2 separate regions of the Homo sapiens genome follow, and region 1 is linked to region 2. Evidence: chromatin loops called from intact Hi-C (ENCODE). Cell type or tissue: K562. All regions are shown on one strand. Links, peaks and the distances in the headings refer to the core of each region. The heading gives the core; the rest is flanking DNA.

Region 1 (15,624 bases), core at 13,125-15,624, 84 kb after region 2:
GGTGACAGAGCAAGGCCCTCTCTCAAAATAATAAATAAAGAAAATAAAATAGATAACATTTTCTCTTGTCAAATTGATAAATGCCCATACATAGATAAATACATGTGCATATAATGAAGTGATAATAGCTGGTGTTGGCAAGGGAGCAAGTGTCCCACAAGGCGACAGAGAGAGTGCACAGCCTGGGCCAGTCCCAGGGAAGTCCAGCGGAGTGATGGAAACTTACTATTTGAGAAACACTTTAAAGACGGCTTACTGTTGTCTGAGCCGTTTTTCTTTTTTGGAGATGGAGTCTCTCTGTGTTGCTGAGGCTCGAGTGCAGTGGCACAATCTCAACTGACTGCAACTTCCACCTCCTGGGTTCAAGTGATTTTCCTGCCTCAGCCTCCGGAGTAGCTGGGATTACAGGCACCCGCCATCACACCTGCTAATTTTTGTATTTTTAATAGAGACAGGGTTTCACCATGTTGGCCAGGCTGGTCTTGAACTCCTGACCTCAAGTGATCCACCAGCCTCAGCCTCCCAGCCTTCTGGATTACAGGAGTGAGCCACTGTGCTCGGTCTCTGAGCCGTTTTTCTATAGGACAAGAGCAGGGACAGTAATTACTCCCATATGCATGGTTTTTCTGGGAAGTATGACTTGGCTGTGCCTTTACAAAAAAGTATGGTAAAATATATGTAACATAAAATGTACTATCTTCACTGCTTTTAAGTGTATATTTCAGTGAAATTAAGTACATTCACATTGTTGTACAACCAATCTCCAGAACCGTTTTACTGTTTTCATCTTACGAAACTGAAACTCAGCACCTTTAAACAATAACTCCCCATTTCCCCCACCCCCTACCCATAGCAACCACCATTCTATTTCGTTTTTACCAATACGACTGCCCTAGGTATGTCATATAAGTGGAATCACACAGTAGGTGTCCTTTTGTGATTGGCTTATTTCACTTAGCATAATGTCTTCAAGGCCCATCCATGCTGTAGCATGTGTCAGAATTTCCTTCCTTTTCAGGGCTGAATCATATTTCACTATATGTATAGACCACATTTTGTTTTGATGGACACTTGCGCTGCTTCTGCTTTTTGGCTATTGTGAATAATGTGGCTGTGGACATGGGTGTGCAACTATCTATTCATTTGTAGCCTGGGTACCAGCTCGGGTCACCTTCTTTTGATACTTTAATAAAATTGACTTGAAATATACATACAGCCGCCCACTACCCCAAACAAAAGAGAAGGGAAGCCTTCCTAGAAGTTGATGTAGTATCTCAAGGTGCCCCCTGCTCCCCATGGAGACCCTGATGACACCACTTCTGGAGTGCCAAGTGCTGCACCAGGACTCTACTGCTTTTGTTCTGACTGCAGCCTCACGAGGTGGGCAAGGCCACTGCTGTCCCATTTGGGCCTCTTTACAAATGAGGAAAAGACGCACATTTTCCCTGGCAAAACTCCAGCTTGGACAGCAGAGTAGGGAGCACATTGGAGGCCCCACTCAGGTCCTTGGCATGGCTCCCTTGCACAAGGTACAGCCTACACTATTCTACATGACAGCCCTGAGGCAGGCATGGCTGGCAACCCAGCCTTACTGGTGAGAAAAGCGAAGCACAGAGGTGAGGAGTCTGCAAATTTTTTTTTAACTTTTTTTTTTTTTGAGACAGGGTCTTGCCTGTTGCTCAGGCTGGAGTACAGTGGCACCGTCGTGACTCGCTGCAGCCTCGGCCTCCCAGACTCAAGACATCCTCCCACCTCAGCCTTCGAAGTAGCTGGGACCATAGGCATGCACCACCACATCCTGTTAATTTTTTTTTTCTTTTTTTTTGAGGCAGAGTCTCACTCTGTTGTCCAGGCTGGAGTGTAGTGGTATGATCTTGGCTCACTGCAGCCTGTTTCCCAGGTTCAAGCAATTCTCCTGCCTCAGCCTCCTGAGTAGCTGGGATTACAGGCACGTGCCACCACACCTGGCTAATTTTTTTGTATTTTTAGTAGAGACAGGGTTTCACCATGTTGGCCAAGCTGGTCTTGAACTCCTGACCTCAAATTATCCATCTGCCTCAGCCTTCAAAAGTGCCGGGATTACAGGTGTGAGCCATCGCACCTGGCCTCACACCCTGTTAATTAAAAAAATTTTTTTTTTGTAGAGATGGGGTCTCCTTGGGTTGCCGAGGCTGGTCTCAAACTCCTAGGCTCAAGTTCTCCTCCCACCTGGGCCTCCCAAACTGCCGGGATTACAGGCATGAGCTCCTGCGCTGGGCCTAGAGTTTGCAAGTTTGAAGCCTAGGGAGCATGTAGCCGGCTTTCAAATGTAGATCTTATTTATATTCACATATGGTGAGGCCAGGAGATCAGGATCTGATTGCTATCGAAAGAATAATTGTTACTCACAGTTCCCAAGTAGAGAGGGCGGGTCATACCAGGCAGGGCCAGGAGTGGAGGCCTCAGGGTGGTCAGAAGGCAGAGTCAGGGAGGGGAAAATGTAGGCAGGAGCATTTGCTGTGTTTCTGAGGGAAGGAATGGTCGAGGCAGGGTAGGAAGCAGGCCTAGAATTGGCTACTGTGAATAATTTCAGTGGGCTTGTCAGTGGGGTGTAAGGGCTGGGGAATAGTGGCCTGGAGCGTGAGAACCCTGGAAGGGCCCTGTAAAGGGAATAGTTGGAAAATAGACTCTGGATTGGTTGGTTGGTATACAAAAGGCATGCTCACAAGTGAGTCCCTTACCATCTCTAGCCATGGGAGGGGCAGTTTCTCTAGGGTCAGCAAAGCCCCAAGATGTCAAACATCAGAATAAAGACATGCTTAATACAAAGACAAAGCCTAGGTTCTGAATCCCTTTGCCATCATTTTTTAACCCTTTCTCTGTCAGTGGCTTTCAAACCTTTGCATTTCTTTTCCTCTGGCAGGGCACCCCTTTTCCTAAGTGAAATCTTGAGGCAGCCCAGTCTGTTAAAGAACGCTGCTCTGGCAGAAGGGAATTGTGGGGAGGGACCCTATCACCTGGCACCAGTTCATTTTTATTTTTAATTTTTTTTTGAGAGACAGGGTCTCACTCTGTTGCTCAGACTAAAGTGCTGTGGTGTGATCATGGATCTCTGTGGCCTTGAGCTTCTGGGCTTGAACAATGCTCCCACCCCAGCCTCTCAAGTAGCTAGGACTACGTGTGCACACCACCATGCCTGACTACCCGTTCATTTTATTTTATTTTTTATTTTTATTTATTTATTTTTATTTTTTGAGATGGAGTCTCGCTCTGTCACCCAGGCTGGAGTGAGTGCAGTGGTGCAACCTTGGCTCACTGCAACCTCTGCCTCCCGAGTTCAAGTGATTCTCCTGCCTCAGTCTCCCGAGTAGCTGGGACTACAGGTGTGCGCCACCATACCTGGCTAATTTTTGTGTATTTTTAGTAGAGATGCGGTTTCAACCATATTGGCCAGACTGATCTTGAGCTCCTGACCTGTGAACCTCCTGCCTCAGCCTCCCAAAGTGCTGGGAGCCACTGCGCCCAGCCCCCGTTCATTTTAGAATCAGTCTTCAAGGCTGCCCCACGGAGAGTCTTCTGGTCCCCCTTAACAAGAGCAGAAAAGTAAAAGGATAGGCAGGGGCAGGGCACTTGGGGTGGCTACTCAGTGGTTATGTGGCCCTGGGTCAGTGCCATCCCTCTCTCCTTTTTAAACATCTTTATTGAGACATAATTCACATAGTATACAATTCACCCATTTAAATTGTACAATTCACTGGCTTTTAGCATATTTGCATAATTGTATATCTATCACCACAGTCAGTTTTAGAACATTTTCATCACCCTAAGAAGAAACTCCTTAGCTCAGGGGTCCCCAACTCCTGGGCCACAGACTGGTAAGAGTAATGGTCCACAGCCCAGCCTGTTAGGAACCTGGCCGCACAGCAGAAGGTGAGCAGTGGGCAAGCGAGTGAAGCTTCATCTGTGTTTACAGTCACTCTGCATTGCTCGTATTACCACCTGAGCTCCACCTCCTGTCAGATCAGCAGTGGCATTCAAGTCTCATAGAACCATGAACGCTATTGTGAACTGCGCATGCGAGGGATGTAGGTTGTGCCCCTTATGAAAATCTAATGCCTGATGATCTGAGGTGAAGCTGAGGCGGTGATGCTTGCCCTGGGGAGTGGCTGCAAATACAGATGAATGTTAGCAGAGAAGTTTGCCTGCACAGAGACCATCATAAATCAATTGCTTGCAGACCCATATCAAATCCCCATCAGTGAGTGGCAAGGGAAAATTAAGCTGAATCTGGTGGCAGGTTTTATGGTGGCAAGTGAGTCAATGTACTTCAGTTGCACAGCTGCCTTGAAAGTATCTTTGAGACAACTTCAAGTCTCTGTACGTTCTGGATTAAAGTCAAGGCAGAATGTCCTGAGACTGCCAGAAAAACACTGAAAAGCCTGCTTCCGTTTCCAACATCCTATCCTTGTGAAGCAGGGTTTTCCTCAGTGAACCAAAATGAGATTATGGAGTAGACTGGGCATAAGCAACACACTTAGGGTATCCCTGTCTCCCAAACCCCCTAGATGGGACCGTCTAGTTGCAGGAAAACAAGCTCAGGGCTCCCACTGATTCTACATTATGGTGAGTTGTATAATTATTTCATTATATATTACAATGTAATAATAATATAAATAAAGTGCACAATAAACTGTTATGCACTTGAATCATCTGGAAACTACCTCCCATCCTCCAGCAGTCTGTGGAAAAATTGTCTTCCATGAAACCAGTCCCTGGTGCAAAAAGGTTGGAGACCACTGCCTTAGCTGTTCTCTCACCCTGATTTCTCCTCTCCCCCAACCCTAGGCAACCAATAATCTACTCTCTGTTGCTTTCAATTTCCCTATTCTGGACATTCCATATGAATGGAATCATTTACTATGTGATCCTGTGTGGTCTTCTATGACTGGCTTCATTCACATAGTATGTTTTCAGAGTTCATCCATGTTGTAGCATGTATCAGAACTTCATTCCTTTCTATGATTGAATAATATTTCGTTGTATGGACAGATCACATTTTGTTTATCCATTCATCAGTTGATAGACTTTTGGGGAGATTCCATTTTTGGGTACTACGGATAATGCTGCTATGGACATTTTCGTGCCAGCTTTCGTGTGGAGGTATATTTTCATTTGTCTTGGGTGTCTACTAGCTAAGAGAGGAATGGCCGGGTCATGTGGTGTCCATATGTTTAATTTTTTGAGGAACTGCCAAACTGTGTCTCAAAGTGGCTGCCCCATTTGACATTCCTACCAGCAGTGTAGGAGGGTTCTGATTTCTCCACATCCTTGCAAATACTTGTAATTGTTCATCTTTTTATTCCAGCCATCCCAGTGGCCGTGAGGAGGTATCTCATTGTGTGTGGGTGTTTTCTTTTTGAGACAGAATTTCACTCTTGTCACCCAGGATGGAGTGCAATGATGCAATCTTGACTCACTGAGATTACAAGTGTAAGCCACCGCGCCCGGCATCAGCCATGTGTTTTTCAAAAAAAATTTCTTTTTTCTATTCTGTTTTTTGAGACAGGCTCTCTGTTGCCCAGGTTGGAGTGCAGTGGCACGATCTCGGCTCACTGCAGCCTTGACCTCCCAGGCACTGATCCTCCTACCTCAGCCTCCCAAGTAGGTGGAACTACAGGTGTGCACCACCACGCCTGGCTAATTTTTAATAGAGACAGGGTTTCACCATGTTGTCCAGGCTGAAATTTTTATTTTTTGTTTTTTGAGACAGGGTCTTATTCTGTCACCCAGACTGGAGTGCAATCTTGGCTTACTGCAACCTCCACCTCTCGGGTTCAAGTTATTCTCCTGCTTCAGCCTCCCGAGTAGCTGAGACTACAGGTGCACACCACTACACCCAGCGAATTTTTTTATTTGAAAAAAATGTTTAAAAAAAATTTTTAGGCCAGGCTCAGTGGCTCACAGCTCTAATCCCAGCGCTTTGGGAGGCCGAGGCAGGTGGATCACGAGGTCAAGAGATCGAGACCATCCTGGCCAATATGATGAAAACCCGTCTTCACTAAAAATACAAAAATTAGCTGGGTGTGGTGGCGCACGCCTGTAGTCCCAGCTACCCGGGAGGCCGAGGCAGGAGAATTGCTTGAACCTGGGAGGCGGAGGTTGCAAAGAGCTGAGATCGTGCCACTGCACTCCAGCCTGGTGACAGAGTGAGAATCTGTCTCAAAAAAAAAAAAAATTTTTTTTTAAAGAGGGTCTCCCTCTGTTGCCTAGGCTGGTGGTGCAGTGGCACAATCTTAGCTCACTGTAACCTCAAACTCCTGGGCTCAAGTGATCCCCCTGCCTCAGCCTCCCAAAGTGCTGGGATAACAGGTGGGAACCACCTTGCCTGGCTCCAGTGTGGTTTTGATGCACACTTTCCTGGTGGCTCACCTTCCCTGCTTCTCTTATACTCTCTGCAAAGGGAGAATCCAGAGGTTTCTCAAGTTCCCTGAGGGGTGCTGTCACGCCCCTTTCCTCCCTGTCACCACACTCCCTACTCCCCACCCCCCACCTACAGCTGTGATTCTCCATGGTGCTGAGAGGAACCCTTCGTGAACTCAGGATGTCAAGCTAGAGAGACCTTCATCTTCATCCAGTCCAAACTGCTAAACTATCTGACAGGTGAGGAAACTGAGGCCCAGAGGGATGTGGGTTACTTAATTAATGGTGCCTGGCATGTTAGTGGCAGAGCTGGGTTGAGACCAGAGAATCCATGCTTGCACAGGGGACAAGGAGCTCTGGGTTTGATTCTAGACTGTCGCCATGACTGTGCCCTCCCTCCCTCCCTCCCTCCCTCCCTCCCTTCCTTCCTTCCTTTTCTTCCCTTTCTTTCCTTTCTTCTTTCGAGACAGGGTCACACTCTGTCACCCAGGCTGAAGTGCAGTGTTGAGATTATGGTTCACTGCAGCCTTGACCTCCTGGGCTCGAGTAATCTTCCCAGCTCAGCTTCCTGAGTAGTCGGGATTATAGGTGTGCACCACCTCCAGCTAATTTTTAAATATTTTTGTAGAGACAGGGTCTCACTCTGTTGCTCAGGCTTATCTTGAACTCCTGGGCTCCAGTGATCCTCCCGCCTTGGCCTTCCAAAGTGCTGGGATTACAGGCATGAGCCGCCACTGCCGGCCTTGTGGGCCACTTTCTGAACCTTTCTGAACAGCAGTTTCCTCATCCATATAATGGAGATGATACCTACCCTATGGGGTTGTTTTGAGCATATAAAATATTTAATATAGTAAGTAAATAACTTATTTAATTTTGGAATAATTACTATTTAAGTGCCTATGATAAAAGAAAGTCAAATAGTACAAAGGAGTATAACGTGAAAAAGAAACCTCTTTCTCCAACCCCGTCCTGGGGGCCACCATTACCACCAGACTCTTGTCTTTTCTGTCAGATCTCTTCTATGGATATAATGGAAGTTATTTATCACATGGGACCTTAGAGTTGGAGATCATTAACTTGCCTGCTTTTCTAAGCTGGTCTTTCCCACTTTGCCCCTTCAACCCCCCTTCTTGTGGCAGCACACAAACCGTGGGCCTCCCTTATTTGTCCAGCTCCCCCTTCCCAAGCCCCCTCCACCTGGTAATGATTTCCTAGAGCGTCTCCCAGGGGTCTCCATGGGGACGTTTCCTGCTCCAATCTCCATGGCAACTCTTCAGGTTGCCATGGTGACACTTAAGCGATTATTTGGAGACCCTTAAATAAATCACCCGTGGTGGTATATGCTAGACGTGTTTGGCTCTGGCTCTTGTGTTTGGGGCCAGGGTTGGGGCCCAGGCCCGAAGGCAGAAAATGTGGGGAGGTGGGAGATGGTGGTCAGAGCCCGATGCCCTTGGTCTGGCCCTGTGAGGGGCCCTCTTTGGGCAAAATTGGAATTGAGCCTTTTGTGAAGTGGTGGGAGGACAACAGGCAGTTATGCTTGTGCAGTCCTTAAATAGGGAGACCCTGCAGCCAGCAGGACATCTTAACTCTGATCAGGATGGGGGCAACTTGGAGCTATGCAGTAACCAAGCAGGGATTCCACTCCAGGCCTGCTGGGCTCCAAGGCCCTCACTCCTCCTTGACGTCAAATTCTAAAAGGGAATTTAAGATGGAATCCACTCCTTCATATATTCATTTATTTGACCGATGTGTTTAAAGTGGCTACTATGTGCCAGGCACTGTGTGCTAAGCATTGGGAATACAGCAGTGAATTAAAAAACAAAACCCCTGTCCTCATGGAGCTTATATTCGACCAGCGAGAGGCAGACAATTAGCAAAACAAAACATCCATGGCCGGGCGCAGTGCTTCATGCCTGTAATTCCAGCATTTTGGGATGCCAAGGTGGGTGGATCACCTGAGGTCAGGAGTTCGAGACCAGCCTGGCCAACATGGTGAAACCCCATTTCTACTAAAAATACCAAAATTAGCCGGGCATGGTGGTGTGTGCCTGTAATCTCAGCTACTTAGGAGGCTGAGGCAGGAGAATCATTTGAACCCAGGAGGCAGAGGTTGCAGTGAGCTGAGATCATGCCATTGCACTCCAGCCTGGGCAAAAAGAACAAAACTGTCCCCCCTCTCCCCATCCCCCCTCCAAAATGCAAAAAAAAAAAAACCACCCAGGTTAGACAGTAGTTTCAGTATTAGGGAAGGGGCCTAGAGAACAGCAGGGTAAGCTGTGGCACACACTGACACCAGGGCCGGGTTGGGGGGGGGTCCCAGGCACCGTCTTGGGGCTCAGCTTCAGGTCCCAGGACAATTCCTGAAAGGTAAGAGGGTGAGGTATGGAAGGAGCTAGCCAATACTTGAGACTCCATCAGCAGTGACCAGCTCCCTCCGCGTGTTCTGCCTAAGCGATGTACAAAGCTTTCCAGCTTCTAGATGCCTCACGGATGCTTGGAAGCAGAAATGCATGGCTGAGACTTTAATCTCCACTATATAGACTGGGAAACAGATGCAGAAGGGAGGCAGCCTGCCGAAGGCAATGCCGCTAATGGCAGGCAGAAAGGTGGCTAGAACTGGAGTCATGGCTATCCCAGTCCAGGTCCATTTCTGCCAGACCAGTGGATTTATCACCAGATCTGCAAATTCATACTTCCCTGAGTGCTGTCTTACTGAATAAGTAGCTTATCTTGTACATGAGGAAGATCATGTTGTCTATGGGGAGAGATTGTGATTTACCTGTAACACCAGTGTCAGGTGATTATACCATGCTCCCTGACTCGGAGCTTTACTGCAGGCCACTCGGGTCAGGCCTGTTCCTCGGTGGTGGAACAGACTGCAAGGTACAAGAACAGGCTTCTTCTAGCCTCCGACTTCCCCAGCCCACTGGCACTCCTCCCAGAAATGAAGTTTGGAAGCACAGGCCTACTTAAGGCCTGGACAACCCAAAAAGCTTCCTGAGAAGGTGATGAGACTCGGGTCTGGATACACTGGGCTCTCTTCATGTTTTTTCCCTTTCCTTTCTTTTTCTTTTTTTTCCCCCTGAAACAGGGTCTTCTTCTGTCACCCAGGCTGGAGTGCATTGGCGCAATTTTGGCTCACCGCAGCCTCTGCCTCCCAGGTCCAAGCGATTCTCATGCTTCAGCCTCCCGAGTAGCTGGGACTACAGGCACATGCCACCATGCCTGGCTAATTTTTGTATCTTTAGTAGAGATGGGGTGTCACCATGTTGGCCAGGCTGATCTCGAACTCCTGACCTCAAGTGATCCATCTACCTCGGCCTCCCAAGTGCTGGGATGCTGGGATTATGGGTGTGAGCCACTGCACTTGGCCTTTTCTTTTTTAAAAAAATTAGATCCATATTTTTAGGACGAGTTCATTTGGCTGGTGAGTTGTTCCATACTCCTTGGCAGATTCCAGCTTCCATGACTACCATCCTGCTTCTCTTTTCTGAGTGTGGACTATCCACCTTCATACAGGTCTCAGGGTTGGGGCCAGGCTAGCAGGAAATAGAAAATCATTTCTGGTTAGCCTAAGCCCCAGGAAGCATTTACTGGAAAGTTCTTGGAGAGTAAATGGAGGAGCTGAATGGCCAACCCCTAGGCTATGTGGCTACTGAGCATGTGAAACTCGCTATGTGCTAAGTGTAAAATAGACACTGGAATTGGAAAACTTAGTATGAAAATAAGAGTGTAAAATATCTCAGTCATTTTTATATTGATTACATGTTGAAATGACATTTTGGGTACGTTGGGTTAAATAAAATGCATTGTTAAAATTAATTTCTCATTTTTTCTCCCTAGGCTCAGGTGATCCTCCCACCTCAGCCTCCCAAGTAGCTGGGATTACAAGTGCGTGCCACCATGCCTGGATAATGTTTTGTATTCTTTGTAAAGACAGGGTTTTGACATGTTGCTCAGGATGGTCTCAAACTCCTGGATTCAAGCAGTACTCCTGCCTCAGCCTCCCAAAGTGCTGGGATTACAGACGTGAGCTACCATACCTGGCCAATACTAGATTTAAAATTACATATGGGCCAGGAGTGGTGGCTCACACCTGTAATCCCAGTACTTTGGGAGGCCGAGGTGGGTGGATCACGTGAGGTCAGGAGTTCAAGACCAGTCTGACCAATATGGTGAAACCCCATCTCTACTAAAAATATGAAAAAATTAGCTGGGCATAGTGGCGTGTGCCTGTACTGCCAGCTACTTGGGTGGCTGAGACAGGAAAATTGCTTGAACCCAGGAGGTGGAGGTTGCAGTGAGCCAAGACTGCGCCACTGCACTCTAGCCTGGGCAACAGATCAAGACTCCATCTCAAAAACAAAAACAAAAACAAATTACATATGACTTACATAATTACTGTCATCTATATTACTATATACTACAGTACTGCTGGACAGTGCTGTGACTAGATTAATTCCACAAGGAAAAGAGCCATAGGAATATTGCTCATCATTCTAAACCCAGGACCTGGTATTGGCGCCAGGATATAGTAGGGGGTCAAAAAAGTGTTATTTGTTGAATGAATGTTTGACAGTCACATTTTCCATCAGCCCTGAAACATTTTAAACAGCCTGCAAAGGGAATGTGATCTAATTTAAATGTCAGTTTATATATTTAAAACAAAACAAAACAAAAAAACCCCACCGTAACTCAAGCATGAAATTTGCAAGAAGGGGAAAGGAAAAGGGAGAATGAAGGGATCAGGGTCTCAGTCTCTTTTTTCTGAGGGATTAGGGGGATATTCTGACCTTTGTCAAGCCAAAAAAGAAAAAAAGAAAGGTCCTGCCCATCAGAGGCAGAGATACGATCATCCTCCACTTCCTGTGGCCCTCCCCCTCTTTCTTTGCTAACAGAGGCGTCTATTTTTAGCTAGGCACATGGCCACCCAGAGTCCAAACATTTTCCAGCCTCTCTGGAGCTGGGTTTGGCTACGTAAGTTCTGGCTCATGGGATGTAAACAGAAGTGTCAAGTAACTTTTGGGAACTTTCCTTAAAGGGAAGTGCTATGTCTCTTTCCCCTTCTCCTGGCTGGAATGCCTAGAACCTCAGCAGCCACATTGAACCATGAGGAATGGTGGAGGGGTGGTGTAGCAGAAGGCTGGGAGGGGCCTGGGTCCCTCCCCGACAACTTGGTGAACTGTCGTATCAGCCTTGGAATGCCTACTGTGGACTTTTCATGTCAGAAAAGAAAATCCTATGTATTTCAGGCTTGTTGACTTGCATTTTTTGGTCACCTTGTCCTAACTGGTGACTGGTGCCTACCAGCCTTACGTTGCTATCACTGGAAGGGACCACTCAACTACCTTGAGAACACTCAAGTACCTTCCCGGACAGGGTCTGCTCCAAGATGACTGGATTTCTTTACCATCAGCTGTTGATTTATTTTTTTGAGACAGGGTCTCACTGTGTTGCCCAGGCCGGAATGCAGTGGATCTTGGCTCACTGCAGCCTCCACCTCCTGGGCTCAATTGATCCTCCCACCTCAGCTGGGACCACAGATGTGAGCCATGATGCCCAGTTAATTTTTTTGTATTTTTTGTAGAGATGGGGTTTTGCCATGTTGCCCAGGCTGCTAGGTATTGATTAAAAAAAAAAACAAAAACTGGCAAGACCTTCAGAAGGTACAAAATTAGAAAGGTACAATAGAACAGAGTGAAGCCTGGGCAACATGGTGAAACCCCATCTCTACCAAAAAAAAAAAAAAAAAAAAAGAAAGAAAAATTAGCTGGGCAATGTGCCTGTAGTCCTACTCGCTCTGGAGGCTGAGATGGGAAGGACTGCTTGAGCCTGGGAGGTGAAGAGGTTGCAGCGACCCGAGATCATCACGCCACTCTACTCCAGCCTGGGCGACAGAGCATGAACCTGTCTGGGAAAACAAACAAACAAAAAACATAGGGTCACTTCCTACCTCTGTCCTTGTCATACCCATTTTCTGTTCCATTCTTCTTCTTCTTCTTTTTTTTTTTTTTTTAACAGGGTCTCACTCTGTTACCCATACTGAAGTACAGTGGCGTGATCTTGGCTCATCACAACCTCTGCCTCCCAGGATCAAGTGATTCTCCTGCCTCAGCCTCCTGAGTAGCTGGGATTACAGGTGTGTACCACTAGTACCCGGCTAATTTTTGTATTTTTAGTAGAGACGGGGTTTCACCATGTTGGCCAGGCTGGTCTTAAACTCCTGACCTCAAATGATCCACCAGCCTCAGCCTCCCAAAGTGTTGGGATTATAGGCATGAGCCACTGTGCCCGGCCCTAATATATTCTTTTAAAGAGAGAGAAAAATGTTAAGTTCTCCCTTATGGGATACCTTCTTACATAATCTAAATACATAGCTGTTGTCAACATCCATACCTCTACAAAAAAACCTGCCTGTCTGAATTATTCTGGTCTTACTACCTGTGACTCTAAAATGAGATCACGCTTACCTTATGGCCTGCATTAAAGTGTTCAAGCCCTCAACCACACAGTGGCCACATCCATCCCCTTCCCGAACCCTTCTCCCCCCCCATGTAAAATACTTCCCACGACCTACTGATTGAGCAGACAGCTGGGTAGTCATTATGTCTAGGGAGGCTGGATCCCAAGTCCACCAAGCTCCACTTAGGGTCAAATAAAGAGAGCCAGGGGATTGGTTTTTAGTTGTGAATTCACAGACCATGTTTTTCAGTAAAAAAAAAAGTCACTGTATTAATAATTGCAAACATTTAATGTGTATTATGTGCCAGGCACTGTACTAAGACCTTTTTATGTGTAATCACGTTTAAAACTCACAATGACCCAATGAGTCAAACACTACTAAACAGTATTCCTAGCTTATAAATGAGTAAAGTGAGGCAAGGAGAGGTTAAGTAATTTGTTCATGTGCACCAGATGGAAAGGGAGAATTGACGCTGGGCATGGCGGCTCACGCCTGTAATCCCAGCACTTTGAGAGGATTGCTTGAGCCCAGGTGTTCGAGACCAGCTGGGCAACATATAGCAAGACCTGTCTCTATTTAAAATAAAAAAAAAAATTATAAAAATAAAAAAAAGAAAGGGGGAGTTGGGATTTAAATCCTGACACTGATTGTAGAACTCAGGCTCTTAACAAGATGACCCTGACCAGATGGTAAGCTCCATTCATGCAGGGACCTTCCCCAAGGGCCTAGTGCACTGCCTGGCACAGAGCAGAAGTGTAGCAAATATTAATGGATTCAAATGTTCACACGCTAACACTGCCAGTAGGTTGAGGAAAGGATGGTGGCAACGTTTCCCAGTGACTGCAGGCTTGTGTCCTCGCTCAGGGCACACTCCCCAGAATCCAAGCCTAAGGTAAGGAGGCCAAATTAGTGTCATGAGAGGCCCTGTGGGAGGGGTTGGAACCAGAGGGCTGCAGCCACAGAAGGACCTTTCTTTACCCTGGTGGGCCTGATGTGCCCACGGGAGCACAATCCCTTGATCTGCAGCTTCCACCCCAGAGTGTGCTGGACACACTTCTGCACACTGAACCTGAGCCTTTTTGCTTCACCCGCTTCTGTGGAATTCCTTTTAGATGTATTAACATCTTTTTTTTTTTTTTTTTTTTTTTTTCTGAGATGGAGTCTCGCTCTGTCTCCCAGGCTGGAGTGCAATGGTGTGATCTCGGCTCACTGCAACCTCTGTCTCCTTGGTTCAAGCAATTCTCCTACCTCAGCCTCCCCAGTAGCTGGGATTACAGGCACGTGCCACCACACCCAGCTAATTTTTCTATTTTTAGTAGAGACGGGGTTTCACCATGTTGGCCAGGCTGGTCTCCAACTCCTGACCTCAGGTGATCCACTCGCCTCGGCCTCCCAAAGTGCTGGAATTACAGGCGTGAACCACCGTGCCTGGCCAGATGTATTAACATCTGATTCACCTATTGTGTTTACTGCTGCACCCCTAATACCTAGAACAGTGCCTTGGAAGTAGCAAGCCTTAAATCTTTGTTGAATGAATAAAAGTTAAGCTATGCACCTGATCCTGGCCAGACGGCCCTTCAGACTCCAGACTTGAGTCCTTTCAGCGCCTCCTACTGGGACTGGATTAGCTGCATCTCAGAGGGCACTTTATTTCCTACATTTCTAAGTCACAGGGGTGGGGGTAACTGGGGCATTCACTGTTGACCTCCAGCACCCGAAGAGGTGAGCTCCTGACGGGGGTTGGTTCTCATTCTAGGAGTTAGAACTCATACAAGGCCAACGTCCTTTTTCACAACCCATAAGGATGATTCTGCTATAGTTTTAGGTAACGCAAATATTTCCTCTCTTGGGTTTTGGCTGAAAAATAAAGAGGTCTGCCAACAGACAGCAAAAATCAAGAAAAGTAAACATACAATGCCAGGTTCAATCAGACATGAATCAATGGGAATACACATGGATAAACCCTGAAATAGAAACACGGCACCATAGTTTAACTGACACATATATATACTGAAGGACTCCAGAATGTCTCTCCCACCCCTAAAGTGCTGAACACTGCAGGGAGCTGTAACTGAGTCAGGAGCTATTTTAATCTCCCTTGTAAAAAAGACGTAAAAATGGCAAAGAACTGGACAGAATGCTAGTCAAGAATTTGTAACTATTCATGGATGAGATGGAATTCACACGTATTTTTATTTCTTCCAAGCAGGTACAGAGACTCAAATGTAACCCTTTGAGCTCTCATGCTTGAGGATGTGCTGCTACCTGGCCTTTGAGCTCTGTGCTGGCATAAAGCCCAAGGCCTGGGCAGGGCAGATGATCAAAGTAGGGAGAATTTTAACACCAGTCATGGGACACAGTGGGGAGCACAAACAGTAGGGTTTACCAGGCAATGCTGTTGATGTTGATAGTCCTAGCAAGGCTGGCAGTTCCAGGAGGAGGACCAGCACCTCCAGGACGTATGACTTCCCCCCCTACCCATGGGTGATGTGATCCTTCACATAACCATTCTGCTCCAAGGTCTGCCTTGTTCTCAAGTGCTATACGCTGATTCGCACCCATCACAATCACACACGTCTCACACAGACTCCAGACCCTGCAGCGCCCAACTGAGTACTCACTCACGCAAGGTGAGGCTCCTTGGCGGTGCCATCTTTATTATTCCCAGCCACAAGTTATAGCCACAACCTCTCTTCCATTTAAAGTGTGCGTCACCCGCAGAAGACAACAGGTGCCGGAGTTCACTCCTATGATTCAATTCT
Region 2 (15,940 bases), core at 8,855-11,354:
GTTGCAGTGAGCTGAGATTGCACCACTGCACTCCAACCTGGGCAACAGAGTGAGACTCCATCTCAAAAAATAAATAAAAACAAACAAACAAACAAACTGAACACAACTGCATGTGGTCAGGTCTTAAGAGAGGTGCTCAGATATGCCCATGTTGCTTAATGGTGAAGGTAAGACAGACACACAATCCTCCCGACTCCTGATCAAGCTGAATCTGCACTCCACCTACCCCCTGAACTTCCCCAGTTATCAAGGAGGCTGATGGAAATGAGGCAGAGCATTAGGGAGACCCTTCAGTGTATACTAGGCATCCTACATGGCACAGCTCATGTTTTTGTTGTTACACTCTACTCATATCAGGTAACATTTATTGAGTACTTGTTGCAAGAAAGGCACTATTTGTATGGATTATTTCATTTAATTCTCCCAACAATCCTACAAGGTGGGCCACTATCAACTCACCTTCTAGATGAAGAAATGTAGGCTCAGAGAAGCCAAGTAACTTGCCCAAGGCCACAAAGCTAGTAAGCAGAGGGTCCCAACTCAAGCAGGACTCTCATCCACTAACCCTAGACCTTTTTTTTTTTTTTTTTTTTTTTTTTTTGAGACAAAGTCTCACTCTGTCACCCAGGCTGGAGTGCAGTGGTGTGATCTCAGCTCACTGCAACCTTCATCTCCCGGGTCCAAGTGATTCTCCTGCCTCAGCCTCCTGAGTAGCTGGGGTTACAGGCATGTGCCTCTGTGCCTGGCTAATTTTTGTATTTTTAGTGGAGATGGGATTTCACCATGTTGGCCAGGCTAGTCTTGAACTCCTGACCAGACCTCCTCCTTTCTGACAAGATCAGAAAAAGTGATACTCACTAGTTCCTTCTCCCACTGGATAGAAAAAGATGCAAGCAGGCATCCCTCGCCCAGTGTCAACACTCAGGGAACAGGAGATACCTAGTAATCACTACTGGCAGGTCAGGAGCTCTTCTCCAAGCAGGCATGCTATCTCGTGGCCAGCATGCAGCACTGTGGCCAAGGCCATCTTTCCAACAGAAGGAAAAAAGGGAAGCATGAGAAAGAAGGGTTCCAGTCACCTCTGTCACAGCTCAGCTGCCAGCCTTGTCCTCTAGTCCTGGCTTCAACCTCTCTGGCCTTGTCACTCCTCTGGCCGTGGATTTCTCTGGTCCCCCTCAGAAGAGACTAGTACTGTCTCTGGAACAAGCTAGATAAATATCTCCATCCTGGGTCTTTAGAAGGCAGCAAGAAATGGAGTGGGCCAATGGAGTTTCAGGAAGCTGTTTATGATTCTGATGCTTAGACCAAATGCAAAAGAACTGTAAAGGTGTCCCTCCCCCACTGTCCCTTCGTGCCACACCATCCCATAATGGCATGTTCCATTAATCTCAGCTCAAGGTAAGCTGAGTCATCAGCCAGAGAAAATGATGGCTCTGGGAACTGCCCAAGTCACATGGCATGAGCTGGGCATTAGGCAAGGACATGGCATCCCAGGCTTCACAGGTCGGGGACATTCTGTCCACAAAGGCCAAAGAGGGCAACTACAAAGGAAAAGTCTTATCTAAGACATCAGCAAACGGGTGCTGTTTCTGCCCCCTCTTTCTTCAATGTCATCTACACTGCCCTCCTCATCTACTTCGTGGGCTGCATTGAGAATCACTGACCACCAAGGCAACTCAGCCTGGGTCTGTAGTAGCAGCAACTAGGGCTCCTGAGGTCATGGAGAACCCCTTGCCCACCACAATATTCCTGCTGAGTTTGAACTCGTCAGGACCCCTGCCATAGGGCGGGAGGCACAAAGTGACCCCATACTGTGGAAAGGGCCCAGGATCAGGAGCTGGATGGACATGGGCTCCCTCTGCTTTGGCCACCTCCTAATCAGTGACCAGGAGCAAATACTTTTTCTGAGCCTCGGTGTCATTTGCACACTGAGGCTAAAAGTCTTTATACAGTCAGTATTTCACAGGCTGTCGTGCAGAGCAAATGAAATACTGGATGCTGAAAGTGCTTCGTAACTGCTAATAAATGATCCATTTTTCACCTCCTCAGGAGGCTCAGGTCTATCTCTGTCCCCGACTCCACTGCAAATCTTTCCCAGTCTTCCTTCATGCTTCTCTCTACTTTCCACTGTCAGCCTCTTCTCTTCCACAAACTCCTTCTTCCTTCTACTCTTATTCAAAACACAAACAACAAAAACAACAAACATGCATACAAAAGGAAAAGGAATTAAAACGCAAGAAGGCCAGGTGCAGTGGCTCACGCCTGTAATCCCAGCACTCTGGGAGGCTGAGGCAGGTGGATCACTTGAGGCCAGGAGTTGGAGACCAGCCTGGCCAACATGGTGAAACCTCGTCTCTACTAAAAAAATACAAAAAAAAAAAAAGTCAGCCTGGTGTGGTGGTGCACGTCTGTAATGCCAGCTACTCGGGAGGGTGAGGCACGAGAACCTGGGAAACAGAGGTTGCAGTGGGCCGAGATCACTCCACTGCACTCCAGCCTGGGTGCACTCCAGCGAAACAATGTCTCAAAGAAAAAAAAAAAAAACACCCAAGAGCTTCACCTCCATTTCTCTCCATTAGAGGTGTCCAAAATCTCTGGGCCCTCAGGGTGGACCACACCTCACCTAGTTTCACGCAATTCTACGCTGACTTTCATTACTATGGGTGAAAGCTCCAGCTTCTGGGCCTTGGAGTTCAAGAATGCCCAGGGTTTTTGAACACAGGAATAAGCAAGCAGGTATGAGCTTCAGGAACCTGTCTCCAGCAACTGTGAACTGGAAGGATGGAAGCAGGGAGAGCCTGGAAGCTGAGAGAACAGTTAGGATGTTCCCACAAGAGCTGCCCTTAACTACTGGTCATGGGGTACGGGTAGGGAGAGGGCCCAAGACCACAGGTAGGGAAGAATGGAGGATGGTGCTGAGGTTTGTGGTTGGGGCATCCCAGAAGGTGACACAGTTAACAGAGGCAGAGGATTAAAGGAGGAGGAATGAGATCGTTGAAATCCATCAGGTAGAATGCACTAAAGAAAATCCCTGTGAAGACAGCCTGCTGACACTCAGAAACTGGAATGTGGCACCACAGAGAAAGTTTCAGGCTAACACAGTCCACTCCAGAGTCACACCATTGAGCCTGCAGGATGTGAGTGACAAGCCCAGAGTCACTAATTGGTAATGTGAAGCCCCTGGGTTAGAAAAAAACATAAGACTCAATTTGAACAATGTCATTGGGAAAGAAAAAGAAAAAACAGAGGAGAGGGCTGGATCTATGGACCCCCTAAACAGTGACTATGAAGTAACATTGTTCTTTTTTTTTTTTTTTTTTTTTTTGAGACGGAGTCTCCCTCTGTTGCCCAGGCTGGAGTGCAGTGGTGTGATCTCAGCTCACTGCAACCTCCCCCTTCTGGGTTCAAGCAATTCTCCTGACTCAGCCTCCCAAGTAACTGGGATTACAGGTACCTGCCACCAGAAGTTGGCTAATTTTTTGTATTTTTAGGAGAGACAGTGTTTTGCCATGTAGGCCAGGCTGGTCTCAAACTCCTGACCTCAGGGGATTCACCCACCTCAGCCTCCCAAAGTTCTGGGATTACAGGCGTGAGCCATCACGCCTGGCCTGAAGTAACATTGTTCTAAGTGTATATAAAGTTCAGAATCTGGGGAAATACTTCCTGTGAAGACAGGAGGAAAAAATGAGTTTCTGGAAAAGACATAGAAAGATCACTTGGAGCAGGGGTAGGAGGAGCAAGAGAATGATGCATCCTAGAAGGCAATGGGGTGGAGGGAGCCTGGAGGGGTTGGTCTGCCACACCAAATGCTAGGGAGGACTCGGAAGCAAAGAAACTTCTGATCTGGTCATTTGGAGGTCAAAGATGCTATGCATGGAGTCAATTAAGCAGGCAATTGATTGGCCCTGTTTCTCCATCTGAGAATTGAAGGGCTTGGATAAGACCAGAAAAGGCACAAGGTGCATCTTGAAAGAGCAGCCATGCATCACACCGCCTGCCTGAGTACTGTGCCTAAAGCCATACCTCAGCTCACTGGGAAAGGACCCCACAGTGGATCAGCAACGTCTGCCTTGGGCAAGTCGGGCAAGAGTATCTCATCCCCGGAGCACATTGTTTCTACAGACCTGTCCACCTCCAGAGACATGGTTCATGGTGGTCGGCACTTAGCAGGCTTCCCGTAATTAATTACTGATTGGAATTAAACTCTGCAATCTAATCTGTGTCTCTGACATCCTTTAAATGACTGTGACTCAAGGAGCGCTCAGGGAAAAATAAAAGGACAATTATCTTTTTTCCATCGACTTCTTTTGAGGCCCCGAGAAACAGAAAGTCTGAGAGTTTGGCTATCAGAGGCGCTCTGGGCAGCCCTGCCCAAAGCAGATGATCCTCCAATCCAAGACGGGCCCTCAGATGTTCCAAACATGCTTCCTCTCCGATAAAGTAACACCGTCCAGGAGGGTTCACCCTCATTTTCACAGTACTCGGTGTGCATTTTGGAAATGGCGGACTTCAGAAGTCCATTCCTGAAACTGCTGGGACTCTTTCCAATGTTTTACAGAAAGGACGCTGCACACACTTACCTGCAGACATCCACTGAGGTATCCAACGCTCACCTTTGTCACACCCAGAGCAGGAGTGAGCTTTTAAATGAGACTTTGGGTACTATACACTCAGGCTGTCACCTCCTATCCCCCCACAAATAAAGATAAAACAGCACAAGCATTCTTCGCCCTAAAACCCTATAGCAAGCTTTCATCATGACCCATTCCACACCTGTCATCTCAGTACATTCAAGTGCTCACATGGGCCCTCAGCTAGAGCATGAGCCCATTCTTAGATGCCTACGCTCAGAAAACAGGCCCATGCTACTCTTTGTTTAAATGCAGAAAGAGGAGCTCCCCCTAAAACACTCCAAGCAAAATCTGGACACACAATGCCTTCAAATTGCCCCAAGTCAACCACAGAAAATGGAAGAGGAGATCACAGAAGGATTTCAAATGCATAAAGGGATGTAGATTATCTTTCACACGTGGGCAATGCTCAGAAAAGTTGATCTTGAGTAACGAGGGAAAATATTTCATTCACTATCTTGTGCAAAGAGAAAAAAACCAAAATCCACATCCACGACCCTGGAGTACAGCAAATGGAATCAAAGTGTGCCAGCCCCCAAAGATTCCAGCCTCCTGCAGCTCCTGACCCTCTGGCCATTTGCAGGGAGCTCTGCAGGCAGTCTCATCTCAATGGACTGGGACCCTCCAGCCTGCACCACTATGGCTGCTCTACTCTCCCTGCCCCCTGAGCAAGGCAAATGCTTAGTGAAAGTGTGAAGAGTAAGAGTTGAATCTGCATTTTCTAGTCAGACTTCAGCCCTCTCATAGTTTAAGGGGCATCCCCTCTACCGTCCAGCCCTGACATCCTACAGGTGTTCAGAGGGGGCGTGACTGAGCCAGGTCACACAGCAAGCTGGTGCCAGTGCCAGGAGTGAAACAAGCCCACAACTCTGATGAGCAGGATGAGAGGAGGAAGGGGATGAAGGAAGTGCCCTCCAGCGAAGGCAAGAGTGCAGGAATCCCTAGGTAGAGAAAGGTCCCCCCAGATAAGCACCTGGACACCCTGTGCAGGCTGTGAGAGCCAACAGAGAGGGGCAGTCGGTCAACAGAGCTTCTGGCCAATGGCTCCCAGCCTGGCTGTTCATCAGAATCATCCAAGCTGCTCTTTAAAAATGCTGGAAAAAAATAAAAATAAAAACCAAAAATGTCTCAGGACCCCTTCCTATCCCCAGGAATCAGCACCTCCAGCATTCCAGGCTTTTAAGATGCTGCTCAGAGTCTCTGGTGAGTGGCTCAGTTGGGGAATACCACCAGGGTCTGCACACGCACCCTGGGCTTCCTGCCCTCTGAGCTTCCTGAACACTGCCACTGACCCTCAGCCAGAAATGCTTGCCCCCTTAGGGTACCGTTGTCACTAGAGAACCGTGTGAGAGTAGTAATGTTGCTTTTTTTTTTTTTGGAGACAGAGTCTCGCTCTGTCACCCAGGCTAGATCTCAGCTCACTGCAACCTCCACCTCCCAGGTTCGCCTCAACCTCCCGAGTAGCTGGGATTACAGGCACACACCACCAGGCCTGGCTAATTTTTTGTATTTTTAGTAGAGATGGGGTGTCACTATGTTGGTCAGTCTGGTCTTGAACTCCTGACCTCAAGTGATCTGCCTGCTTTGGCCTCCCAAAGTGCTGGGATTATAGGCGTGAGCCAACGCGCCCTGCCAGTAATGCTGCTCTTATGGGCTGAAGTGTATTCCCCCAAAATCCATATGTTAAAGCCCTAACCCCTTCTGCAGTTCCTCAAAATATGACTGTATTGGAAGATAAGGTCTTTAAAGATGTAATAAAGTTAATATGAGGCCATGAGGGTGGGCCCTAATCCAAAATGACTGGCATCCTTATAACAAGAGATCAGGACACAGACATGCACAGAAGGAGAACTGCATGAAGAACTGCACGGAGAACATGGCCATCTGCAAGCTAAGGAAAGAAGCTTCAGAAGAAACCTGCCCATCTGACGCCCTGACCTTGGACTTCCAGCCTCCAGAACTGTGAGATAATCCATGTCTGTTGTTTAAGCTTCCTGGTCTGTGATACTCTGTATGGCAGCCTTAGCAAACTAATACAGTTGCAACCATTTACCCATGCTCTGTGCAGGCCCTTCCAATACAGACATCACCCACATACACTATCTCACTTAAAACTTCAGCCCCCAGGACAAACGTATTGCTGTTAGCCCCATTTTACAGACAAGAACCCCAAGGCTCTCCAAGATCAAGGAACTAACCCAAGATCATTCAGCTAGAAAGTCAATGACCAGATGCACCCACCTCCCAGCCCTTTGCCTGTAACTGCTCCTGAGCTGCCTGAGTCCTCAGTCCTCTCTGCCATCCGTCCTGGGCCCACTCAGCAGCTGCAGTCCTACCCCACCTGGATGAACACTGTCTGAGCCCACTGTGCCTTCTTTCCCAGCCTCAGGCCCCCAGCAGACACTTCAGGGGAACACTGACTTGCTATCATCTGTAGTTTTTGAAACTTTTTCTTTCTTTTATTTTTTAAATAAGCACTGTTGCTTTGGTAGTCAGAAAAAAAAATTAATATTAAAGAGAAAAAAGCTAACACGGTTAAGAGTTTCTATTGAATCTGTAGCCTGTGTGGAAAGAAAGAAGTGATCAAAAGGAATATATTTGGAAAGGCTACTAAGAATAAAAACAAACAAAAAAAATACAAGCTGCCCTTGCCAATGTCCCATCAGCTGAGATGAGATAAGAGATTCATGGGGCAGAAGTAAGGCTGCTGAGGCCAGAGATCCCAGCCAGGCCATCTCCAGAAAATATCTATTTTTAAAGTCACGTTCCATTTCATCACATTTCAGAAAAACAAAGAAGAGACCTTGAGGGACAGACAAACAGGCTCCAGAGCCACACGCCTTTGTGTGTGCTCACAGCAGCAGCAGCCGTGCCTACAGCCAGCCGGCGATTTTCATCTGAAAAACTCAGATCTCTCATGGCAGAGAGAGTTCCACACCGAGCTGCCATCATCATGCAGCCCAACAAAGCAGCAATTTTCATATTTCCTAGGGCCTGCTGGGCTCCCAACTTCTTAGTTTAAATGGAAACTGTCAGACAGGATTTTGTGCAAACATGCGTTTTCCTCGGGGGCAAACATTCTGAGCCTACAACTTGTTCTTTCATTTTGAGAGCTTTTTGTCCATGGTGACTACATCAAAGATGAGAGGTGGGCGGGGAGGGCTGTTGGGGAGCACCAGAGAACAGAGCAAATGCAAAGTGCAGGGAGAGCAGAATGAATTACTAGGAGGCAAAGTGCGGCAGGAACTTATGTGCCTGGCCTCCTCCTGGGCAGCAGCCTCAGAGGAAAGACCTTGGCTGGCTCTGCTCCCCACCTCTCCTGCAGCCCCTGCGTGGACAGCCCAGTCTGTGTCAGCACCTCTTCCCTCGGGTGACCTACAAGGTCCTGGAGAGGAAAATGGTAGCAAAGAATGTGCAAAAAACCATGATGACAGAAGACAGCAGAATTCCCATATGAATAGGATTAGGTAAGAAGGGGTTAAATGTGTTAATATTCATCAGGCGGAGCTTTGCGACATAGTTTTAGGCAATGGTACTGACTCTTCTGGAATCATTTTAAAGGGCCACTCGCTTTTTCATTATAAGTCCATTCACTGGAGCCTCTTAAGATAGTCTCAAAAGACAGATAGGAATGCGCCCAAATCCACCTGCGCACCAACACCGTGTGCCAAGCAAATGGAATCCTCGGGAAAGGACACCCATTAAGGACCATCCCAAACCCCGTTAATATGTACATGTTCCTCTCAAGCTTTATGCATTAAACCAAGTCAACTAATATTTTCCAAGCTCTTTTAAGATGTGTGGTCTTTTATATGTGGGTTGTGTGTGTGTTTGAGGGGTAGTGACGAAGACACCCCCATCAAGATAACTGAAGAAGAACTGCCCAAACTGAAACATTCAAATCTCCAAACGTCTCCATTCCCCCTAGGTGTTTGCATTTCAGTGGATAAGATGAACACCTGGCTGTGAAGCCCACAGGTAACCTCCCAGGCCTCACAAGCCCACAGGTAACCTCCCAGGCCTCACAAGCCCACAGGTAACCTCCCAGGCCTCACAAGCCCACAGGTAACCTCCCAGGCCTCACAAGCCCACAGGTAACCTCCCAGGCCTCACAAGCCCACAGGTAACCTCCCAGGCTTCACAAGCCCACAGGTAACCTCCCAGGCCTCACAAGCCCACAGGTAAACTCCCAGGCCTCACAAGCCCACAGGTAACCTCCCAGGCCTCTGCCAAGCAGAACCAATGAAGTCTGTTGACACAAGTCACTAGGGAAAAAAAAAAAAAAAAGTCTCTGCAACTCTGTGCTCCCCATTATCAGAGAAAATGAGGTCTGTTCTGGGCCTCCCAGCTCTGAGCTGGCTGCCCTGGGTGCAGCCTTCCCCAAAAACTCTGGGTATCCAGCCCTCACCCGTGCTGACAGCGCACTCTGTCCACCAGCTCATGACAAAGGCCACTTGTTTCCCATGAGTGTCCAGAACAGTGGCTGAACCAGTCAACCCAGTCGGGGACTGTGGTCCTGCTGGATGGGCGGTGACAAGAGCTCACTGTGACCTCAGCAGACAATTAGCAAGGCGGTGTCGAGTTACTGAGCTCCAGCAGGTCACCTGCTAGGCTGGGAGAATGGACAGAATGCAGGTTCCAGACCCAAGAAGGGGTTAGGCAGGGTCACAGGCTACTTCATCTGCCTCCGTATCTTTATGCTAAGCACTGCACCCTCTGACATTGGAGGGCAAGAAAAGAAAAGGTGTTACAAGGAGGAGGCTAGAACCTATCCCAGGAGTAATCTGAGAATTGAGCCAGTGGTTGACAACCATCCTAGGAAGTATTTGGAAATGTGTGGAGACATGGTACGGTGGACACAATGATAGGGAGGGGCACTGTAGGTGGGAGCCAGAGATGGTGAGCATCCCAAAAGTGCAGAAGATCCCAAAGCCAAGAGCATCCACTGAGATATACTGAAGTCAGTTCCATCTACCCCAGCTGCTCTGACCATACCTGAACCACTGTACTCAGCACAAAGCCACAACAAATGTGGAAGGCAGGGAAGAACCAAGAGTTGCAAGAAGAAAAAAAATACAACATGCCCAAAAGGTGGTGATGAGGAAAAGGGGAAACTTAGAGGCAGATTGGGGCCAAAAACCTATAGACAACAGCTAGCAGGATTTACCAATGAGAACGGCAAGCAGCTTCTCAAAGAGGGATGCCCCTGCCAACACGGATGCTGAGCTGCAGCAGGATGTCTTCAGCTGGAGGGCGCTCTTGAGCCCATCAGCAGCCAAGGTCTACCTGTCCTACCTCCAAGCCTCTTGTGCTCGTCACTTCCTCTCCACTGCCACGATGTGGCCACACCTCTCATAGCTCAACTCATCTCATCCACCCCACGATTCACCTTGGGTCTCTAGGGTCCCAGGTTTGCCATTTACCACCACGGGCAAGGTACATAATACCTCTCTGCACCTCTGATTCCTCCTCTATAATGGCACACAGAGGATGAGGTCAATAATTACACTTTACGGCCGGGCACGGTGGTTCACGCCTGTAATCCCAACACTTTGGGAGGCCGAGGCATGCAGATCACCTGAGGTCGGGAGTTCAATACCAGCCTGACCAACATGGAGAAACCCCATCTCTACTAAAAATACAAAATTAGCTGGGCATAGTGGCGCATGCCTGTAAATAATTATGCTTTACACTTGGATGTCTCAAGGTAGCGCTGGAGTAGTTATTCTGAGCTACTGGAATATCAGCGAGTGCCACCTCCAGAGGGAGCTTCCCAGAGCCCAGCCCTGTACCATCTCTGAGCTTCCAGGAGTCCCCAGCTCTCCAGCCGCAGAATAAAACCTGCCTGGAAGCTGGCACTGGAGGGTCTCCATGGGCCCAGCCTAACCTGTCCACACCCTCCCAGGGCTCCCCCTTCTACCACCCACACTTCTGGCCAGACTATAGTGCCACTTGCTTATCACACCCAGCCCATTCCCAGGTGTTCCCATTCAGTTTTCTGATTCCACCATCACTACTGCCTCTACCAACATCCCAACCGACCCTTCAGGCCCAGCTCAAATGAGACCTCTCCGAGGAGTTTCCCAGATCCCCCTACCCAGGAATGACCTGCTCCCCTATCTCCCTATGCATGCCTCCCTATGGTTCTAGCTGATGTCTACTAGGCCTGGCTTCACCTATGAGGCTGGGGTCAGGGTGGTTTCATGGATGTGTGACCTTGTGCAGTCTCACAAGGCTCACAATTGGCTTCGCACTCTGCTGTTGCCATCGTGAAATCCTCAATGATTTATGTGCCGCAAGGAGCTCCCAATTTTCATTTTGCACTGGGCCTGCAAACTGCAAACTGCAGATGTGGTCCTGCTGAGGACTTCTCAAGGATGAGGCTTTGGTTTATCTCTGCATCTCACAGACTGCAGCAGTGACTGGGACACAGTAAGGACTTAACAAAGGAGGGAAGGTGGTGAGTCTCCATGTCTCTTTGTTCTGTGAGCAGCTGTCACCTCACACAGCTCATTATTCATAGGCTGGTGAGCTCACCTCTGTCCCCCAACAGACACACACACACACACACACACACACACACACACACACACACGAGAAGAAAGCAACAATTCAGCTCAGCTCATTCCCAAAAGCCACATTCCCTCCAACCCCGCTACACATCACTCCCACAGGACATCACAAAAAAAGGTCGCTGGATCCTACTGAAAATGCAGCCCCTCAGCACTTCATCTCAAACACTTTCTCCCACAGCAGGTGGCTGAGGGCTGGTGTGCTGAAAAGCTCACATTCTGCATGCGGGAACACTGACTCCGGAGCCATCCGGCTCTGCTGCTTGCTGGCTGTATAACTTTGAATGAGTCCCCTAGCACAAGGCCCAGAAAGGGGGAACCCTCAGGGATCTGGCTGTCCCCAGCCCTGCCCCTCTCTCAGACTCGACCCTGCCTCTTTCTGCAGGTTGGCTCAGAGACACAGGCCCCCAGGGATCACAGCACCCTGCCCTCATCATCTGCATTTATGGTCCCCACAAGTCCCAGACTCGGGAGGACGGACACACCCACAGGCCAAACAAGGCATTAGGAACATGGGATGGCACAGCTTCCTGGGATGCCCCAGCTTCCCGGGATGCCCCAGCTAATGGAATCGCACCCAGTCCTGGCTCTGATCGCAGTAGCACATCTGACACGTGCCCTCAATCCCTCCCTACCTCGTGACCCATAAGCAGCCTTTTGGCACAGGCACACAGCCATTAGTCAAGCAACCTGTGAGAAAAACACTGCCTGGCCATGCAAAACAAATGTAGGTGGCCCATTAGAAAGTGAGGACTTGTTTGTGAAAAGGTACATGTATGGAATGCAACAGCCTCCTCCCTCTGTATCTGACTTGGGAGCACTTTCATCATAAAATTTTGGTTGACACTAGATGTGTTCTTACTTGTAAGACAGCACAGTTATCAGGAAGAGTCACAGAATGTCAACAACAGAAGGGACCCCAAAGATAAAGTAGTCCAGTGCCCCATTTGACAGATGGGGAAACTGAGGCCTCTGTGTTCCCAGGGCCCCAGCCTGCTCCCCTTGGACACTGCACCTGTGTACTATATTGCCAATGACTGTTTACAAGACACCTCGCACACCAGACAGTGAATTCCTGGAGACCAGGGTGGTACCTTCATCTCTGCTGCCCTAGCTTCCCTCACAGGGCCAGGCAGCCAGGAGACACCCAATAAAGGATTGCTGAATTTCAAAACAATACGTGTACATGATAAATATATACAGTATTTGTCCATTTTAAAGGGTAATCAAGTTTTTAAAATGAAAATAAAGGATTGCTGAATAAATGAACAACCAGAGAGGCGGCCACCAGCCAAGGACAAACAAAGCTGAATCTGGAACACTGGCTTCCTGCTGTCCTCTCAGACTAAACGCAGTAGGTACTGGGTCACTGGGAGAATGGCAAGGCCAGTATGCTGTGTGTGCAGGGACAGGGCACCCCCAGGTTGGGAGCCAAGCCTAGTCCCAGCCCTGCCTCTGGCATTGGCATTGGCGTGCTAGCCATTTGACCACCAGAGCAGCCCCTCTCTGAAGCTCAGTTTCTTCCATTCTTGATTGCAGGACAAATAAACGTCACCTTACCTACCCACCAGTGTCTCAGCAAGGAAGGAGAGAGAGAAGGAAACGTCACCTTACCTACCCACCAGTGTCTCAGCAAGGAAGGAGAGAGAGAAGGAGGTGAAAGTGCACTGAAGACCTAATACACAATGTATACTTAAGCGGGACTGTCAGGGGACAAAGGTATTCACTGGGGACCCCCTGCCCCCACCCAGTAATGCTGCCACATTTTCCTTATCCACCAGCCCATTTACTCCTCCATAACCCTGTTAGGTAATGAGAACAGACATCTCAGCCCCACTTTACTGAAGAGAAAACAAGGTCGAGAGAGGCCATCGATAGTGTCTGTCCTCCAGTGGCCCTGCCAGGCCAAGGGGTTGGGGGCACGGCAAAGGGCTCCAGGAGTCCCTGCCCGCCCCAGACAGCAGCACCTGCCAATCTTGTGTATCAATGGGCAGCAGTGCTGGGCTGTGACTTGCCAAGTCCATAGTCAGTCCCTGAATGCCATAGGGAAGCATCTGCTCTGGACGGTCCCGTGCTTGGGGGCAGAATGACATAAGTCCAAAGTAGTTCAAACGGACCAGCAAAAAGTAACCAAAACATAGCCAACGGCCTGTGGACTAGAAGTCAGTGCAGACACCATTACCTGGTTTTCTAATTCTCCCTGGAGGAAACTGGATCAATGGGGGATGGGGGAAGGGACAGCAGTTTTTGACCCCCTACTCCCTGGGCCTGAACCCTTCCCAGAGCTGAGTCCTCTTCTCCACTCCCTACTGTCTCCCTACCCGGCGCGTGGCCCGCATGGGGCCTTCCCACAGGTGGACTGATTTTTCTGTCCCTCAGAACCAGAGCCAGTGGACAAAACCTCCGTTCCCAAACTCCAAGCCACCAATGGAAGGCCTCACATAGGAAGCTGTGGGTGGAAGATGGTGCGTTTCTACTGCCTGGTGGTTTTAGATCTCTATCGCCTACTCAGAATCTGAACCCTAGCCTGTGTGTGTGAGAGGCTGCACGTGCACATACAAAAACAGCAAGGTATCTACAAGGGGGGTCAGGATTGCAGAGGGGCTACCTGTGTGAGCTCTGGAGCCCAACTGCCTGCCTGGGAATCCCAGCTTACCCACTGACTAGCTGTGTGACTCAGGGCAAGTTCTTTAACCACTCTGTGCCTCTGTCTGCACCTCACTCTCCTTGCCCCTAAAACAGGGGTAAGCAAAGTACCCACCTCCCAGGATTTTTGTGAGGCTAAAATGAGATAACACCTAGCACACTTGCCAGACAAGAAAAGTTCTATTTTTCCCCAGCACAATGTTAATAGGGTTGCCTCTGGGATTTTGTGTGCTTTTCTTTTTCTTCTTCATTAATTAAATTTTCTACATGAATGTGCATGCTTTATTGTCAGCAAAGAATAAAGCTTTTTTTTTTTTTTTTTTTTTGATGGGGTAGGAAGAACAGCTCAGAATCCCAAGTAACCCTTTCTTTTAAACACAGAGGATGGAAGCAGCCCTCTCTCTGCTGGTCTATTTTAGGATCTTCTGGATGGGCAAGGAGTTCTACTGCCCAAAGCAGCCCAACCTTTTCTGCTCCCTGATTCCCAGCGTACCCCTTCCCCACCTCTGCCCATCCAGAAAAACTCAAATCTCACCTCCTCCAAGAAGCCCTCGCTGCTAGCTCAGCACCTCTCTTCCTCCTGGGGAACAAGGCCTTTCCTCACTCTGCCCTCCCCTAGCTGGCACTATCCACTCCAGAGGTCTTGTACCGGTCTCTGTTCCAGGGGCAAGGGGTTTGCCAAGACCCCAGCACAGCGGTCTTGAGGGGCAGGGCCACCTTCCTTCCTATGTCCTTTCAAAGCACTCGCTCTGCTTTTCTTCTTGGAACTTCGATACAACCTTATGAGAGGTGGACATGGGTTCAGGGAAGAAAAGTGATGAGCAGGTCACACTGCTGGACTTAACCCCAGTCTGACCAAGTCCATCAGGGCTCACTCTGCAGCCCCAGGCTGCTTCCCATGGGAGGCTCACAGCAGGCACTCAGCTGACAGACCCTCACCCGCAGGGCAGCACTGCCCTGGCCCATCATACATCTCTTCCTCCACCCTGTCCCCGCCAATGCCGTTTCACTACTCACGCCCCTTCTCCTTCCTCCCCAGGATTTCCCTTCTCCTCTGGCTGTGCTTTGGTCTGCAGTGACCCTAGCTGATGTTCTGAAGGTGTTCAGAGCTAAGGAGGCCAGTGACCCCACATCAAAAGGGGAAAAGAGAGAAAAAGTTTCTGAGCTTTGTAAAAGATGCTACTGGTTTTTCTCTGTTTTATGTCAAATAACCTGTAACACTCCTGGCAATGGTACATTTGAGCCCTGAGTATAGAAAAGAATTTGGCAGGACAGTTTAAAATGTCCAGACTTGAAGGTGTCAGATTTTGTAAGTGAAGAAATTCAGAACACAGAAGCAAACCTCAATTCAGGGACACTGGAGAAGTCCCTCAGCTGTTCAGACCACAGATTCTGTAAAAAAAGGATAGCAGATGTCCCCAGATCTCCCAGTCCCCTCCCAAGTTTCAAGAATTCTAAGGCTATCCTGGGGATATCAGTAGTCAGCGTAGGCTGGGCGCGGTGGCTCACGCCTGTAATCCCAACACTTTGGGAGGCCGAGGCAGGCGGATCACTTGAGGTCAGGAGTTCAAGACCAGCCTGGCCAACATGGTGAAACCCCATCTCTACCCAGGGCTCAAATGTACCACTGCCAGGAGTGTTACAGGTTATTTGACATAAAACAGAGAAAAACCAGTAGCATCTTTTACAAAGCTCAGAAACTTATTCTCTCCTTTCCCCTTTTGATGTGGGGTCACTGGCCTCCTTAGCTCTGAACACCTTCAGAACAAAAATTAGCCAGGCGTGGTGATGCACGCCTGTAATCCCAGCTACTCAGGAGGCTGAGGCACAAGAATTGCTTGAACCCAAGAGGCAAAGTTTGCAGTGAGCCAAGATCCCGCCACAGCACTCCAGGAGACTGTGTCTCAAAAAAAAAAAATAGTAGTGAGTGTAAATGTCTATATCATAACAACGTGTTCTAACAAAGATCTGTCAACCATGGATAATCCAGATTTTATTTGGCTAGTATAACGTTAGCATAACAACCAGTTGCAACATGTTTCTTCAGAGCCTAGATTTTTAAAAAATCTATAAAAGGCAGGTATAGGGCAA

The links. Hi-C counts contacts between places; a loop is a spot of excess contacts. Peaks named below come from ENCODE experiments on the same cell type or tissue, not always from the same donor. Only the 100,000 strongest peaks of a DNase experiment are listed, where the experiment ranks them.
Region 1: it touches region 2 in a loop (3-fold over the local background); 11 of 110 quality-filtered maps call a loop at or near these places.

The regions. Positions count from the first base shown.
Region 1 is chr10:77,960,118-77,975,741 of GRCh38, forward strand. It overlaps POLR3A (RNA polymerase III subunit A), which reads right to left. Exons shown (of 31, transcript NM_007055.4): 31 at 15,032-15,624. Among named protein-coding and RNA genes, the nearest start is that of DLG5-AS1, 41 kb to the left of the region's middle. RefSeq lists enhancers at 10,991-11,501, 11,134-11,428. In K562, for the core only: a CTCF peak has its summit at 14,479 (motif pointing left); a DNase peak (open chromatin) is centred at 14,494.
Region 2 is chr10:77,880,390-77,896,329 of GRCh38, forward strand. All of the region lies in intron 1 of DLG5 (discs large MAGUK scaffold protein 5), which reads right to left. LOC101929347 (a long non-coding RNA gene) reads left to right here and starts at 11,004. Exons shown (of 5, transcript XR_007062208.1): 1 at 11,004-11,091; 2 at 12,425-12,557; 3 at 12,743-12,922; 4 at 13,583-13,668. RefSeq lists enhancers at 9,410-10,085, 11,436-12,109. In K562, for the core only: a CTCF peak has its summit at 9,883; DNase peaks (open chromatin) are centred at 9,162 and 9,902.